Regions from separate parts of the Homo sapiens genome. Here region 2 is linked to region 1. The links are chromatin loops, found by intact Hi-C in ENCODE. Cell type or tissue: HepG2. All regions are shown on one strand. Each heading gives the region's core, and the rest is flanking DNA. Links, peaks and the distances in the headings are about the cores only. Region 1 has its middle 250 kb from the start of LINC02027. Region 2 overlaps LOC105377177 (a long non-coding RNA gene).

The links. Peaks named below come from ENCODE experiments on the same cell type or tissue, not always from the same donor. Only the 100,000 strongest peaks of a DNase experiment are listed, where the experiment ranks them.
Region 2: it touches region 1 in a loop (10-fold over the local background); 2 of 110 quality-filtered maps call a loop at or near these places.

What each region holds. Positions count from the first base shown.
Region 1 is chr3:81,240,047-81,245,438 of GRCh38, reverse strand. No RefSeq gene overlaps it. Among named protein-coding and RNA genes, the nearest start is that of LINC02027, 250 kb to the right of the region's middle. In HepG2, for the core only: a CTCF peak has its summit at 2,352 (motif pointing right); no DNase peak of the experiment used is centred there.
Region 2 is chr3:80,603,774-80,609,165 of GRCh38, reverse strand. All of the region lies in intron 3 of LOC105377177 (a long non-coding RNA gene), which reads left to right. Among named protein-coding and RNA genes, the nearest start is that of LINC02050, 160 kb to the left of the region's middle. In HepG2, for the core only: a CTCF peak has its summit at 2,881; no DNase peak of the experiment used is centred there.

The DNA.
Region 1 (5,392 bases), core at 258-5,257:
GAGAGGGTTCCTGCATTAAATGCTGCAGCTTACTAGGACAATTCCTGTTCCCCCCAGGAGTTTACATTCTTCATGTAATTCATAAAAACTTGTCCATCCACCTTAATTTAAACAAATAGTTCTCAGTGGTGCTAGTGGTGGGAGTAAAGGGCTGCTCCCAGAAGACATTCTTTGGCAATGTCTGAAGACATTTGTAATGACTGAGGGAGGGAGTGCTCCTGGCATGCCAAGTAGTGAAGAAATGCTGCTAGATAATTCTAGAATGCTCAGGAGAGCTCTGGGGTAACGTAAAGTATTATCCGGTCCCAAATGAGAAACCCTGTTCTAAACTTTTGCTTGGAACAAGTTTTATCCTTTACTTAGCACAATTCTTTATGTATAATAAAGGGATTTGCCACTTGTTCATCAACTAAAAGAGGTTCCTAACATATTTTATAGCATTTCATAAATATTTGTCAAAAGGATTAATATTAAACTGGATTAAATTTAATAATGCAATATAAAGAATAATGATGTGGGGAGTAAAACTGGGTCTGTATTTTTACTCCATAATTTAATGTTCTGTAGCTTTGATCAAGTTGTATACTAATATAGGATATTAGTACTCACTACTGTACTTAGATTTGAATAAAGTATAATGTATGTACATAATAGTTTCTTATATGATGTATTTCTTGTCTCTTCTACGGCTAAATCCATTTTGAAAGGGTGAATGGATAACTTTTTGAATTGATAATCCTATATTAGATATCCCACAACGTATTATTTTTGGGGTTATGTGTTCAATTTTCTTTAGAATGACATCTTTTGTGAAATCAAGGTTATTCTGCCTACTGTTTTCTTTTTATTGTTGTTGCAGCCTTACAGTAGAAGGAGTGAGTTTGTATTTGGGTCTATATGCTGTTACCTGTTCTTTGTGTGCAAAAATGTAAGCACTAAATGTTCCAGATGGTACCACAGATGCAGAAAGGTTAAGAGATGTAATCAATTGTCATACCAGGGAGGCACTCAATGTGGTTTTGAGTTTATTGTGAGTCCCTACTGACTGAATTAGAATGTCATGTTCTGTGACGGGATCATAATAGATTAGATGCTTGCTCCTCTCTGCTCTTCTGGATAAATAAAGGGGAAATGCAGTTGTGAATTGCCTCACTCAGTGGCGAGGATTCCATGATTGTCTGAGAATGTCCACTCGCACTCTCTACCTCTCAGTTCAAAGTATTTAAGCTCAAGCCTTGACATCTCCTCTGTTGTGGAGCAAATGAATCATAGTAGTATGAGAATATCCCAGAAAATGTTGTGCCTACTAAAGGAATAAAGGGAGGGAGAAGACTCCAATGCTACAGGGGGAAGCTCAATGTTTGCCTTTAGTTTGAGCAAGAAAGCAGCACCTGAGGTGGTATTGCTTGGTAATAGAGTAACAGAAGGTTGTTTGATAATAGGGTTCTTTCTTACATAAATTGGGAAACCCGTAATTTGAGAAAAGTTCTCTTCCTCCGGTAAGAAAGAGTAGCATGTATTATGCAGGTAGGCTAATGCTCATACACCACCTAAAGCCCTTCGAAAATTATTAGTATTTTTAGCAAGTCTAGGTCATGTAATTTCCTTCTTGATGGCAATACTTTTGACCATGTAATATAAGTAACCCATCATAATATGGTGGCTCAGCCATTCAGTGGTATTAGAAAACGTGAAAAAAAAAATAAGGTTTCCAATAGGAGGCTATGAGAAACTATTGCTCTTAAAACTATATGAGAGGTAATTTCATTTTAAAATTGTATCTTTCATTTTATAAAGTATCTCACTTGACATCACACTCTGGCATCTGAAAGTAAAAGTTCTGGACTAGACAATCTTCAGTCTTCAATATGGCACTCATGAGCTTCTATGGCAATTAGTGCTCAGCTGTGGTACTCAAATGTGATGAACTCATGCAAGTTTTAAGCCTAACCTAACATTAAGTAACAGTTAGTGAAAAAAAATTAGTATACCAATGTTTTAACTGATATTGCTTGTTGATAATGGGTTAAATCTTCCAAGATAAATTAAATAAAATATGTAAACTAGGTTGAAAAAGTATAATTATTGCTCTAACAGGTAGGTACAAATGTTTTTTGTCACAATTCCCGTAGAATACCATTGCTAATAAAATTTTAAGATGTTTTAAAGTGAAAAGCTTGAGGACTTAAAATTGTCTTCCTTGGTTTTCTTGAGTTTATGGAATATATTTTCATCTTTTAGTCATAGTTATGTTTTTAAATAACTCTGTTCTGCTCCATGAGAGACATTTCAGTTCTAAATGTATGCAACCAAATTATCTCTGAACCCTCATTTTCAAACTGCAGTTCAATCAGTATACTCCAGATGGCACACAATGATGATCAAATTATGCATATGTTACATTGAGGGATTGAATATGCAAACAGAAGGAGCTGGTTAACTACGGCTTTCAAATTGCCTTCAGGACTTTACCATTCTCCTACATAATGAAAAAAAACACAGATAATGTTTTGCTTGGTTTTAGGATTTGACACTTTTTAATATAGCAAAATGAAATGCAATTATAATCCATAATAGTCCACATGAAATTTTGCCAATGTCAATATAAAAGCAAATGTTTTCCTACAGAAGTCTGTACATAGTAATGCATTTTTACCTTAGTTTATTACCAATGATTTTCAGATTATACTATCCTCATGAGAAAGTAAGTCGGGGGAAACCAATCTAAATTAATATATTTCACAAATTAATAGGCATTTTTCTTTTTCTAAATACATGATTGGGGAGTCACGTCATCCTCTTTTTGCATAATTTTAGAAAAACATAATATTTGGGGGAATATATAGGGGAAAAAAGCAAACAAAAGTCACTTATCTCTAATTACCAAAGGATTATCAACTGTTCTATTACTGAATAATTTTTTCACAGCTCTATTGTTCTTTAGTGTGAAAGCTACTAATCAGATCCTTACAGTCAGATACAAAAATAGTTAAAGAAATCATATATTTTTTCAATTTACTGTTACACTATTGTCTTCAGTAAACCTACTCAATTCCAAGGACAATGGTTTGTTTCAGTAAAAAGCATGTCCATATAGTTTGGATAACCATTAGTATAGTTTTTAAAGATTAAAGAAAATCAATGGTAGCTTAGTACTAAAGTCTTCTATATGACGACTTTGGATTTTATATATATAAAATTTTCTGCCTATCAACATTCAACCAAAAATTATTACTTTAAAATGTTTAGTCCTACTGCCTAAGATGGGTTTGTGTAAACTGGTGATACTTTTTTTTTTTATAGACTTTCTTAGTTGGGAAGTCCTTTATTCATATGGGAAACTGGGTTTTTATTTTTTTTCTATAGTTTCATGCATTGATTTTGATGAACATTTCATGCTAAAGGAGTTTCTAAAGTAGAACAATTCAGAATCCATGAATAGTAATTGAGCCCTTTAGTTCTGCTCTAAACTTAAAACCATTATTCTCCATTTAAAGCAGACAAATCATGTTGCTCTACAGAACACTGCTCTGTCATTTTAGTTTTTTGTGGTGGTTGTTTCCAGTGAGCTGGGCTGGAATATTAAACTCTCTTTGCTTCCTATGCTCTCTCTTGCTGTGCTGGGCACATTTAGGGTTCTGTTTGAAATAGGCAAAAAGCAATTCTGTTGTTCATAAAGAATAACTTGTAAGCTGGTGTGGGTTCCTGTACATTCTTTATTTAGTGAAGAGAATGTGCTATTTGTCAGGCTTTGAATCTCTGGCAACTGGCTTGCTGAAACTCAGTTTAAATGTACTGTCGTGCATAAACAATCAAATGTAAAACATAATAAAATTCTCTTCTGACTGTATTTCTCACAACAAACACATCGGCTCAATACACTATTCTATGTATGGGTAGTTGTATCTGTCAGAAACTAATTTTAAGTGTCATGTAAAAACAAAAAGATAATAGAATAGTGAAATATTGCTTTTAATATTAAAAATGAACTCTAGCATTTGAGAAAAAGTAGCTATTATGGTGCTTGCAGAGTGATGTAGCCAAAAGCCCCTGTGCTGAGAGCTCGTTTCATAGCAGGGCGATCATTTTCTAATATGAACTGTCCTGTTACAAAAGTTGTCTGAATACATGTTTGGATTCTCATGATCTGTTTTGTTTGCCTGGTAGAGAAAAAGTTTGAGTAGCTCTTAAAAAACAAAACATGCTTCTTTAACCAAAAAAATAAAATTCGTACTGGAAGCACTATGGTAGAGTGATTTTTTAGGCCTGTCTTCATAAAAAATGCATTCATCTAAATTTTGTGCACTACATTTGTGTTCTCTCACATTTAAGATGCCATATATTAATATTCACTAAATATTATATGTGTTTGATGATCTTTTGATTCTTATCTAAAGATGGCTCTATGTGAATTTTCATTCTATATCATGGTCTTTCTTGGATACTATGTAGGAAATGCTAGTTCTGAATACTACAAATATGAAAGCTCTTCTCTTTTCTCCTTTCTTTCCTCCTTCCTTCTTTCTCCCTCTCTCCCTCTCTTTGCCTCTCTCTTTTTTTCTCTTCGCTTTTTCCTTCCCTCTCTCCCTGCCTCTCTCCTCCCCTCCCTCCTTTCCTTGCTTCTCTCTCTTTCCTCTTTCCTTCCTTCCTTCCCTCTCTTCCTCCTTCCTTCCTTCCTTCCCTCCCTCTCTCCCTCCTTCCCTCCTTCCCTCTCTCCCTCCCTCATTCCCTCCTTCCCTCCTTCTTTCCTTCCTTCCTTCCCTGCTTCTTTCTTCCCATCCTTCCTGACTTTTCTTAGAAATATAAAATGTAATAAAATAATATTTCTGACAACAGATCAAATTCTGTTATAAAAACTACATAAGCAAACATTTTTAGGTTACCATCAGGAGCCAAAGACTAATCATGTATTTCTCATACAACATGGTGCTAATACCAAGCCACCTGATTCATTTGGTGCTCAGTAACAACTACATCATCAACAACATAATAGCAGCATTTTCTAATGTTGGAAGATAAACAGAACATAATGGGTTTGCTAAGAGATTGTGTGAGAGCCTACGAGATGACATCCTAACAAATATTTAAGGGTATGTTTGACCATTAAGGAATTCTATCTAGGTTGGTGAATGCAGACCCTAACTCCCTCTAGTTGTGTATGGCTTTGCAGTAGAAATAGAAGCATGGGGAATGTATCTGGTTATTTACATCTAAGGCATAATCTGAAGTATAAAAAGGAAGTACAAACTACATTGGCGACTTATTCATTCATTCTATATGAGTGAGGAGGATAATGGGCAAAAGTTTAAAAGAAATGTTTATGTAAGAGATTCTTTGAATAAATCTTTGAATAAATACAAGAAAGTGGCCAGATAAAATACAGGGTACACAG
Region 2 (5,392 bases), core at 90-5,089, 640 kb after region 1:
CTAGGCAAATATTTTCAACATATACCTGACAAGGCTAGACAATTAATTTTAATAATATGACCTAGAGGCTGGGCGCAGTGGCTCATGCCTGTAATCCCAGAACTTTGGGAGGACGAGCCGGGTGGATCACGAGGTCAGGAGATGGAGGCCATCTTGGCCAACATGGTGAAATCCCATCTCTACTAAAATACAAAATATTAGCCAGGTTTGGTGGCGCATGCCTGTAATCCCAGCTACCTGGGGGGCTGAGGCAGGGGAATCACTTGGACCCAGGAGGCGGAGGTTGCAGTGAGCTGAGATCGTGCCACTGCACTCCAGCCTGGCAGCAGAGCAAGAATCTGTCTAATAATAATAATATGACCTAGAGCAGTTAAATAAAGGAGATAAAATATATAATATTGGGGATTGATTTCTAATTTCTTAGAGTATGCTGAAACCATTCTTTTGTTGAATTGAAAATGATATCTTCAAAAGATCCACTAGCTATCATCAAATGAATTTATCTGAGTAATACCCTAGAAAATAATAATGTAGGTTTTTTAATTGATGCCAAATATAGAAAGTAAAAATTTCATAATGCACACCTCGAATCTGCAACAATGTGATGATCAGAAATATTTGAAACCATAGACAGTTTAAAAATGTGGGCTTGGAGGACAGAAGAGACTTTCTCTTTTCTTTTCCCTTTTTCCCCTCCCTCCCTCCCTTCCTTCCTTCCTTCCTTCCTCCCTTCCTTCCTTCCTCTCTACCTTCTTTCCTTCCTTTCTTCCTTCTTTCCCGCCTTCCTTTCTTCCTTCCTTCCTTCCTCTCTACCTTCTTTCCTTCCTTTCTTCCTTCTTTCCCGCCTTCCTTTCTTCCTTCCTTCCTACCTCTCTACCTTCTTTCCTTCCTTTCTTCCTTCTTTCCCGCCTTCCTTTCTTCCTTCCTTCCTACCTCTCTACCTTCTTTCCTTCCTTTCTCCCTCCCTCCCTGCCTGCCTGCCTCCCTTCCTCCCTCCCTTCCTTCTTTTCTCTTTTCCTCCCTACCTTCTTTCCTCCCTTCCTCCCTTTCTTCCTTCCTCCTTCCCTCCCTTCCCCCTCCTCCCTCCCACTCCCCTTCCTTTCTTTCCTCTCTTTTCCCTTCCCCTCTTTCTCTTCTCTCTTTCTCATTCTTTCCGTTTTTCCTTTCTTCTTTCTTTCATTCATTTGTTCCTTCTTGTTTTCTTGCTTGATGAAATGTTGAAAGTCAGGAGAGAGATAAAAAAATACAATAGATAAATTCTCATTTTAATGAATTAGCCTTATTTGAACTAAGGTAGATTATAATTTTTCTCAAATTGAAATTAAATAACATTTCATTTTTAAATGAATATTAGAATAAGGTGCTCTTTGGTTAGACAGACTGGGTGAAAATCTTGTTTCTGCCACTTTCCAGCTTTGAAATCTTAGAAAGTTTACTTTTCTTCCTAGAGACACAGTTTCCTCCCTGTAATATGAAAGCTATAGCATCAACTTCAAAGGGTTGTTGAAAAACTTGGAATACACACACACACATGCACATACATATATACACACATACATGTATATAAACACACACATATATATACACATACAAATACACACACACATATATATGTATACACATATATACATGTACAAAATACACATATATCTGTGTGTATACATACATGCATATAATAGTGCCTGGCATATAGCAAAACAAATACATAATATTTTTACTATAATGTTTTCTTTTTCAGGCATTTTCCACATATTTCGTCTTTACAATAGCTTTGTAAAGTAGGTAGACTATTGTGCCAATTTGTTTTTCTCCTACATTTTTTGTCTTCCTGCCTCCTCATCTGCATTCTTCTTTCATTCTTGCTTCCATTCTTTCTATCAGCATGAGAAGAGCAAGAAACTATGCTAAGCTTTAGGCCTACAATGATAAATACAATTTTGTAACTGATTTAGAAGGCAAAAATCTAGTAGGAAAGAAAGGCACAGTGTTTGAAAATATTGAGAACAGAGCAGTGTGTTGCTTCATTTTATGGTCCTGTGGCTGGTCAGTGATAAGGGAGACTCAAATGTTCATGAATCATGACTTTCAGAAAGAATTAGTCCCTGTAAACCTCAAATGTAGGTAACCAAAACTTTTTTGGTTTTTTTATTTTGTTTTTTTTCTTGAGCCCCACCACTACCTACCCCCAGTAATTGGAATACTGGTATTACCTATGTGAGCAATATATGGTAAAGAGGTTATGTAATATTAAAAATACCTTTTAATTCCCAACATATTTGAGGAATATTATATTTTAGTAAATTGAAGTTATAATGCTATACTATCCACCTGAGTTTGTAGTGAAGTGTGAGCTGAATTCCATTTGCTTGAAGAGATAACTTATTCTCCTTTTTAAGATTCATCTTTCTGTGCATCTTTTATTCAGTTCAACTGAAGGACAGAATAGAATAAAACGAATAATGAGCTAGTAGCGCATAAGACTAACCCTTTTGAATAATAATAATAAAAAAGTACGTTTGCTCCCTTAGGTTATGTTTCAACAGAAAAGACATGTATTCATATAGTCAAAAAAGGATGTTAAGGGGTCTCTAAACAGCAAAATGAAAGATTCACAGTGAATTATTATTATAGAGGAAAGGAAATGTCTGGTTAACGCATGCAGGAAAGAAGTACAAAACAAAACTAACAGGAAAACTGGGTACTGCAGGCGTGTTACGGATTCAGGAATTATCATAAGAAAAAATGCAGCAATGAATTGAGATATTTGAGAACTTTTAACAGTAGGTCCTAATTCCTAATACCCAGTAGAGATTAATCAAACTATTGAGATGGAAAAGAACAGCAAATGGGCCACAGACAAAAATAGTTAATTCCTTATACAACAACACCCCCAACAGGGATTTGCTTAAACTTCAACCAAATGCAGATATTCTTAGTGTAGTAGATCGGCGGAAAACATGTAAGGCAAGATTTACAATCATCTGTATAAGAATTATTTAATTCTGAAGTCAGAAATATTATATGTTAAGTGTGGCTGTCAGTCTTCTCAGAACTGACATTTCTGTCAGTTTTTATAATGTAGGTTTTTAAGTTGAACATGACCTTCTGTAAAGGTATTCAGAAACTCACCGTCAAACTTTTAATATATCTAATAAACTGGATTATTCTTAATGGTTACTATATTAGTAAAAGTACTAGTACTTTATTGGTCCCAACAATAGGAATACTCTTAATGCTTACTTGTGTCAAAAGAAAGTAACTGACAGACACCTCACTCAAAAGTCTTCAGTGTATATAATTATTAATTCTTATGGAATGATACTATGCAAGATAAATTCCCTTCATGAAGGTCAAATGATCATTTAAAATATTAAAGGAAAGTCCAGGCCTCCCAGTTGTCATTTTACTGCCTGTTGATAACACTCTTTCTGTTAATGTTTCTTTTAGTGGCTATGAATGTGAATAATTTACAAATTATAACTAGGGAGAATATGCAAAAGAACAATAGTGTCTCCCGAAGTTAAATTAGAAAATAGCTGAGTTGATTGTGTAACTCTCCTAAAACAATTAATGCAGTGTTCTATTAAATCGCTTTTCATTTTAGAATGTCTAAAATGGGAAGAAAATTGAAACAGATATGAAATCTTAAGTAACTCAATTTTATGTAAATTTATGTATGAAACAAAAAGCAGAATGGCAATGAAATCTTCTGGGCTTTAATTTGATTTGAGGTCTGATACATATTTTGACCATCTTTCTTTCATGCAAAATACGAAAATACTCCAGATAGAACAAGTCATTGACTGCCTAAAGTACATCAATCAAATTGTTAACTTAGGATGTTTCTCAAGGGTATTGGCTCTTTGGTAGTCGTCAGAAATATAAATGGACAGTGTAGCGCGGGTGTGCTGTGCAATGGAGCAGAGAGGCATGGTATTTGATGTGCCATATTCCTTCATTTCAAACAATTAATTAATGGGCTGCTATATATCCTGTTTCTCAGGGGTCAGAGGTATTGTTAAGAATCCTCAATGTTGCCTGTTTAAATTAAAAAAGATGACAGACAGATGCATCTAGGGTGTTAAGCATAAAGAGAGGACAATGTCCTTGTGTCTCCAGAAAGCTAATGCCAAAGAATGTGAGCATCTAAACCCAAATGACTTAGTTCCCTTTGGTAAATTTTATTTATTAAATTTTAACAACATAAAGGAGAAAAATTAAAAGTAGTTAATTCTAAGAAAATAATTAATTCAATATATTTTGTCTGGAAAGCCATTTCTCTGAATCAGTTTTCTGATTAAACCACTTGTAGTTTAAGAAACAGAATATTTTAAAAATAAATCACATTTCTGACAAGAATGGTCTTGGCAGTCGTAGACTTTTCTCTTTTGCAAACCAAAATACATTGTTACAGTGAAAATTTAAGTGTTTGAACTAACATTTAGATGTTAGGGTATACATATATTTGGTTTATAAGAAAAGAAAATCAATAAGCTTAGGCCAGATAACATGTATTAAACAGGGCTCGGTTCAAAAAGAACTCTAATTTTATTAAATAGAAATATAATCTTAATATTTATGTAGAAAGCAACTTTTGCTTGGGCATATTTTAATCATTTTATTTTTTTTCCTTAACGCTATTATAAATTGAGATTCATTCTTTTCTTTTCTTTTTTCCCCTTTTATACTCAGGATCATTCAAAGATAAGCTACCTGATGAAAAAATAAAGGTTAATGCAATTCAACAACAAAATTAATGCTGCAAACATCTCTCTTCTATTTTAGACATTCTTCTAACTGCTGGAACTAATAAGATATGAATGATGAAGCTTATATTCTTCTAGGAATGATATATACTTCACACAAATATAAATAAAAAGCCTAGATAATTACAAATAAGTTATATGAATGAAGTTGACAGTAACTGAAAGAAGTCCGTTTAAATATGGTTGTCGGAAAGCCTCTACAGAAGGTGCCATCTAAACACAGATCCAAGGGATACCGGTAGACTAGCTGTACTAAGAACCATGGAGAGAGCGTTCTAGAGTGTACATGTTCAGAGGCCGAATAGAATGAATGAGTTAGACACATCTGGGAAACGAAAAAGAAGCCAATGTGAATGGAAAACAAGGACCGTTACTGTAGGCCATGAAAACATTTTCTCTTTCTCTCCCCCTCTCTCTGTTTTTTGTTTGTTTGTTTGTTTGTTTGTTTTGGTTTGGTTTGGTTTTTTTTTTTTTGAGACGGAGTCTCGCTGTGTTGCCCAGGCTGGAGTGCAGTGGCGCGATCTCGGCTCACTGCAAGCTCCGCCTCCCGGGTTCATGCCAGTCTCCTGCCTCAACCTCCCGAGTAGCTGGGACTACAGGCGCCGCCACCACGCCCGGATAATTTT